2 separate regions of the Homo sapiens genome follow, and region 1 is linked to region 2. The links are chromatin contacts, found by Hi-C or POLR2A ChIA-PET in ENCODE. All regions are on one chromosome and are shown on one strand. Each heading gives the region's core, a stretch centred on a gene start or an enhancer-like site at or near the end of the contact. The rest is flanking DNA. Distances are from core to core; before and after follow the strand shown.

Evidence for each region. A loop is a pair of places that touch in the nucleus more often than their neighbours do. ChIA-PET counts read pairs that join two places held with the same protein, here RNA polymerase II (POLR2A). Pooled maps may share reads with other maps.
Region 1: a pooled map shows a loop between it and region 2 (4-fold over the local background). The contact joins two enhancer-like sites. A Hi-C loop is called at or near these places in 5 of 168 maps with a recorded cell type or tissue (B cell, ascending aorta, astrocyte of the cerebellum and 2 more), 1 of 37 single-sample maps with no recorded cell type and 6 of 50 pooled maps. POLR2A ChIA-PET finds 5 or more read pairs at or near these places in 6 of 52 experiments (AG04450, BJ, GM10248 and 3 more).

Annotation. Positions count from the first base shown.
Region 1 is chr15:70,063,532-70,066,578 of GRCh38, forward strand. It overlaps TLE3 (TLE family member 3, transcriptional corepressor), which reads right to left. Exons shown (of 20, transcript NM_001105192.3): 7 at 2,483-2,687; 8 at 923-939. Among named protein-coding and RNA genes, the nearest start is that of MIR629, 14 kb to the right of the region's middle. Within about 2 kb of position 1,665, at least 2 of the 41 ENCODE cell types and tissues checked have a DNase peak (open chromatin) inside an H3K27ac peak, as active enhancers do.
Region 2 is chr15:70,013,341-70,016,526 of GRCh38, forward strand. All of the region lies in intron 2 of LOC101929129 (a long non-coding RNA gene), which reads right to left. Among named protein-coding and RNA genes, the nearest start is that of MIR629, 65 kb to the right of the region's middle. RefSeq lists an enhancer at 1,562-2,065. Within about 2 kb of position 1,676, at least 4 of the 41 ENCODE cell types and tissues checked have a DNase peak (open chromatin) inside an H3K27ac peak, as active enhancers do.

The DNA of each region.
Region 1 (3,047 bases), core at 415-2,914, 50 kb after region 2:
TGCGCAAGGAAGCTGCTGTCTAGATGGTTAGTTAACTGCCTGACCTTCCAAGTCCTACTTAACACGAGGTAATAACCAAAGCCATCCTAACAGATTAGATGGCCCCAGATACAAGGACAGCGATGAGGAATAAAATAGCTTTGCTAATCGCTGGAGGATTTTTTTTATCCAGACTCCACTGCGCTTATTCAGAAGGCTTATTCACTTGAAACAGAACCTCGGAGCCTCAGTGTGATCAGAAAGATTTACAACAAATCTCAGAGCTGGCAGACACGCAGGCGGCCTGGCCTTAATGCTCGCCTGCTAGCACTTTCTTAAATCGAGTGAAAGCCCAGAGCAGGGAGAAACTGCAGGCGTTTGAAGGGAATGAGGAGGATGCAAGATCATACAGGAGGCATCCTAGCAGGGGGGTGGTAAAAACCTTGGCCCTGAACATGGGACACCTGGGTCCTTAGCCCTGGGTTTAGCCCAGAGACTCCACAAAGCCCCTCGCAATGGAAGATCCAGGGCTGGTCAGCTGACCTCTCAGAGTATCACCTCTCATATGAAACGGAGTTAGAGCTCATTTAGCCCAAGCTCTTCATTTGACAAATGGCAGACCTAAAGCCTGGAGAGAGGAAGGGCTTCCACAACTGAAGGTCACTCTCAACAGGTGACGACAGCAGCTCCCATTTTATGACAGTAGCTACCCCTCACCCTGCCACTGGCTCTGGACTAAGACATCAGCACTGAAGCTCCCAGCTCAGCAAGAGTAAACAAACAACAAAATCCCTAGTTACAACCCACAGAGCAGAAGCGGGAACCCAGAAGCCAGCTTTGGATACCGACTGACTGGTCTCAGGCCCGCGATTCTGGGAGCCCCGAGTCCCACCTCCTCCCAGCACCCAAACACCCCTCCGGGTTCCAGAGTGCCAACACTTACCGCACTGGATTCTCTCTCTTTGGGGAAAGAAGGCCAGGACAGGAGGAAGGTCAGGCACCCCAAAACAAAAAGACAAAAAAGAAAGGAAAAAGGTCAGTCTAAGTCCAGCTGGCTTTTGTGATTTGCTAGTGCACTGGTTTTAAAATGAGCAGAAGGCCTGGATTGCTGTCTCCGTGGATCAGCCAAGGCAGGGCCATTAGGTGGCGTTTCTCGGTTTGGAAATTTGCCACCCAAATTCCAATGCTGCCCCCACCCCTCTAGTCCCCAGGGTGGGCAAGGGAGGCCCAGTCCCCAGGGTGGGGAGGGTAGGCCTTTGACCCAGTTCTCCCTGTCATGCCAGAGGGCACCAAGTTTACTCTTTAGCAGGCTAGGGGTCTTAAGATCACAAGCTTGAGAAGGATCATGCCATATAAAATACCAGTAGGACCTGGGAGTTAAGAACTTTATTGTTAAAAAAAAAAAAAAAAAAAGGAATTTAACAGTGGTTTAATTTTGTTTTTGAAATTAACACCATTCTGTGATTCTTTGTCAGGATGCCCCTAAAAGCTGAAGCCTCTGAAACTGTGCCCAGCTAAGCACTAGCTCCCCAGTTCTCCTGTCTGCTATGGAGAGGCCCCTCTTCCTCTGCCAAAAGGACCATCCTACTGTAAGACAAAAAAATGTAGCCTCCAGTTCCCTGGACCGGCTACCACCCTGTGGCCTGGGCCAAGGCAGGATGGTGACATTCCAGGTCCCTAGTGCTCAGAAGGTGTTGGCTACGTGCCCCAGTAAATACCGTATCTAAGGGCAGAGTGCATTTGGCACCAATTTTTGAAAAGGGCCTCCCAGGGAGCCAGGCTTTTCTCTTTTCTGATCCAATGAACCACTCCTGAGGCCAAGCTCGGTGCAGCTTCATGGGTCCTCATGGTAGGGGCTGCAGAGAGGGTCAGAGAACAAGTTCTGACTCCAAGTCTATGTGATCTCTTGCTGGGGTGTGCACTACCCCCACTTACAGGCAGTCAGCTAACAAACCTTTACCTGAGCACTGACTGTGCACCTTTCCCAGGTTTCTGCATTGGTGAGACATAGATGTAAGGAAAACACCCAAGAACTTGGCACCTGTCCTAGGGAACTAATGATCGTGGTGAGCACAAGACATTTTCCAGGGGTAGGATGTAAGACGACAGTAACAAGGACTCAACTTTGGCATCCCAACTCTTAAACTCTTACAGGAACTTGAAAAAGCCCCTAGTCTGACCAGGAAGGCATCCTGAAGGGTTGGACTGGGGCTGGCCCCTGAAGGACAGGCAAGGGTGTTGTAGGAAGATGGGAGCGAGCTCCAGATGAACAGACAGGGTCTTCAGGACAGAGAATACCAGGTCCACACCAAGGAGTAGGAAAAGGTGCATGGGATGCGGATGGCATTGGCTTCCCTGCACCAGGTATCAACAGATGACTCCAAATCCTTGGTAACTCCTGGTCTTAGGACGACAGCACTTGCTGGGTCCACTCACTGTGAGGCCTATGAGCGCCCATGCCCACCCCTGCCCCGCCCCACCCTCTGCCCCAGCCCAGCCGCACCTCTGTGATCGAGTTCATGGTGGTTCTTCTCATCCTTCACCGTCAGATGGGCCTGGCTGCCCAGGGCGCCCAGTGCCAGCAGCCCGGAGCTGCTCCCTGTCACTGGGGGGATTCCTGGAGGCTGGAGACCTGACGGGTGGGGTGGCAACTGGACCGGGGGGCCGTGTGTGGCATGGGAGAGGTGCTGCGCCTGGAGCTGCTGCTGCTGCAATGAAGTCGGTGGTGAGTACAGCTGAGTTGGGGAGGGCAGGGGAGGCGTGGCCACCTCAGGAGGGAGGGAGGGAGTGGCTCTTCCCATTCCTCTTGCTCCTTCACTGGGTGGGTGGCAGGGGGAAGCACCCCCAAAACCTTTGCCCCCAGCTCAGTTCACATGAATGTCTCGCTGAAGGAAGTCTGTTAATAGACTGTAATGTAAAGATTTATGTCTTCAAGCACCCCCCAACTCCCTGCACCCCCGTTTCACAAATAATTTCTCAATGTTTGTTTCCAAGCCTGAGATAAAGAATGCATGCATTTAAAAAACCGCAGAGTCATGGGGTTCCCTCTGAGTAGAGAGGGATCCATT
Region 2 (3,186 bases), core at 426-2,925:
GAGCCATGCTTTCAAATCCAGTTGAGCTGGCCCTGTTTGTAGTTTGAGAAATATTCTGGGGCCCGATTTGCCAGTCTGAGTAACTAGGTGTGGCACCAAGTGTCGGCAGCTAATTGCTTTTAACCATTATTAATAGGTCTGCACTAATTATCTCTTGCACATAGGCAAGATTTTACAGATGAGAGAGGGAGGGAGAGGAGGAGTAAAGGGATGTGCCCAAGGCTACGAGGTGAGTGGATTGTCAGCATGGGGGCTAGAACCCAGGGATTTGCAGTCCTAGGTCAGGGGGTGCCTCCAGGTAGGGGTGGGGTGGAGAGGGGTGGTTTTGGGGGCTGCAGGGCTGGGACCGGGGAGAACAGCTCTGCGCAGGTTGGTGAAGCTACCGTCTTGCCTTCCCCCTCCCCCCACTCCCAGAATGCAATCTACCGAAACCTCTTATTAAAAGTATCCTGGGGGTGATAAAAGTGTCACTAGAGATTTGCTCATTTTCTAAACTGTCATTAAAAAGAAATTTATGGTCAGGGGAAATATAGGCAGTGGAGGGTGGAGTGTGGGCAGGGAGAGAGGGAGGATGATTTCAAATCAGTCCCTTAATAAATTAAAGATGCTCACTTGCAAGAGGGGCTTGGAAAAGGAAATTGCTAGAAACTCATGGCTTTCTCCATTCCAGCTGGCCGGTGTCCTCCTCCTGCACTCTTCCTCTCAACTACACTCCCATTCACACCCACCCCTCCCCTCCTGACAAATCCACAGGGCAAATGCTTCCTCCCTGCGGGCCCACCCCATCCCGTCCTCCTCCAGGAAGGCCTCCAGTTCCCCTCCCTGAGGCTTCCACAGCCCCACTGTCTGAATATTAGATAGACTATGTCTCACCCCCACTATACTGTAAGATCTTTGAAGGTAGGAGTCTTGCCTCGAACTATTGCATGAATCTTAATCAAGGGAGGTGGAGGTGATCTCATTCCCTTAAATTATTAGGAAATGTTAACCGAGAAAAGGGAATGAAGAACCCAAGGAGTTCAGACCTCATTTCACACACGAGGAGCCTGAAGCTCGGAGGGGAAATGGAACTCACCTCAGGTCACAGGGGAGCTGTGAGAACCCGCCTCTCCTGGGGTCCAGCAGTGTGCCCAAGAGCTTACACTCAGAGTCCAACTGTGCCCTCCCCACTCACTGGCTTGGGGAACCTTGAGAAAGTCACCAAGCCTCCTGTGCCTTGGGCACCAGAGTTGTTGTGGGTATCAGCTGTGACGCTGTTCGTGCTTTGCTCAGTGATATTTTTATTTTGCATCACTTTGTCATTGGCATCATGATGGCAGGAAGGAAGGCAGGGAAGCTCGAAGCTGTCAGGGCTTCAGTCTTTTGCCTGGACCCTCTTCACCTGCTCAGCAATTGTCCAAGCATCCACTAAGTGCCAAGTCCTGGGCTAGGCTTGGGAGATACAGAGACCAGCAGGCATGGCCCCAGCCCTAGACACACTTCAGTCTGGTGGGGAAACTACTGCTGCGAATGTGGGGGTCCCCGATGGCCTGGCTCTCACTCCTTCTGGGTGGGTTGTGGGTTCACATTTCTCCCCCCACTGGACTTTGAGTAGCCCTGCCTCTGGCTTTGGCCAAGCAGGACCAGCCCAGAAGGAGGCCTCTGGGGAAAGGAAGAGGGTGTGCCTGGCAGGGGTGGGAACAAGGGTGTGGGGAGCTCAGCAGGTGCTGACCACTGAGAAAGGGAAGTGAGAGAGCAGGTTCAGGCCAGGTTGCAGGCTGGGCCCGTGGGGATGAGGCTCTTAGGTCTGAGCCAGGCCAGCAAGGTGGAATAACCCCGCCTCCGCCTAATGCAGATGCTCAACTCTTGCCCTGAGTGAGGTTCAGGAAGAGAGGCTGGAGGCAGGGGGCAGTCCATAACAAAAGGCTGAGAGCTGAGCCTGCCTCAGACCTGCTCTGCTAGCTCCACAAGCTTCCTGCCTGGGCCTCCTTCCCCGGTCGGCTGGGCACGACGCTGTCCTCTGCTTCCTACCCTCCGAACTGAGGATCAGCTGAAGGCAGTCAAGGAATGAGCACTCTCTGAATGAAAAGAGCACATTTCAGAACCTCATGGAAGCCTTTTAGTGCACATGCCATGAGGCCTGGGTGGGGAGGGGAGGGAAGAGGAAAGGGAAGAGGATTTGACATCGAGATGGAAAGAGGGAACACAGAACTTCTGTGCACGGCATTTAGAACACAAACACTGCATCACTGAACCATGAGGCTGCAATGCAGACAAAAGAAGCCTGGAGAAATCCCAGTGGGTTTCTTGGAGGAGGGGAAGGCTGGTTTGGGCTTCACAAGTTTGGTGCACACAGGGAGAGGGGAGAAAGTAAGGCACAGGCCACAGCGGGAGGGCTTGGGACCATGGGGGCCCTGCAGGTCTGGCCAGGCCATGAGCAGAGTAGGGGGTGGGAGGCTTCCAGTCTCTAAGGGGCCTGAGGACCCAGGTCCCCGCAGCCCTCCTGACCCCCAGGGGGCCCCTCCAGCCTGTTTGGTGGGTTGTTTGCCAGCCTCTGCCTGGGAGCCTCGGCCTTCCATCTAGACATCAGGCCAGCCTCCACGTGGAGGCAAAGGACGGCAGATCAAGGATGGGCTGACGGGCAGGGGGTGTGATCAGTGGAAAGTTCTGCCTGCACAACAGCACACTGATGCCTCCGGGGCCAGCCTTGTCCTGCGCTCAGGATTTCTCCCAGCCTGGCTTGGCCTCTGCTTTACTCCGACACTATTTTTATGCCTCGATACCTCACTTTGCATCTGTGGCTCTCTGTTTTGCTTTCTCTCTCTCTCTCTCTCTCTCTCTCTCTCTCTCTGTCTCTCTTCTCTGCCTCGTTCTGAACATCTCTGTCTGGCTCGCTGTGTCTTGCTTTCCCTGTGTGTCTCTCTCCATCTCTGTCCCTCTCTCTCTCTCTCCCTCTCAGGACTCCCTGACCCGTTCTGTGTGACTCTGTCCATCTGTGACCTGCCCTCTGTTACCACAGCACTAGCTGACAGATGCTGAGAGTCTAGGCTGGAGAAGTTTTTCGGGTTCCAGGCAGGCGTCCTGGAGACTTCAGCCTGCAGGGAGTGCGGCTCCTTTTGCTTTAATCTGGGGGGAATCTGACATTGGTTTCTTTGACCTCCTCTGCCTTTGATCTTTATCTTTGAAACCCTGTGTTGTTAGAATGCG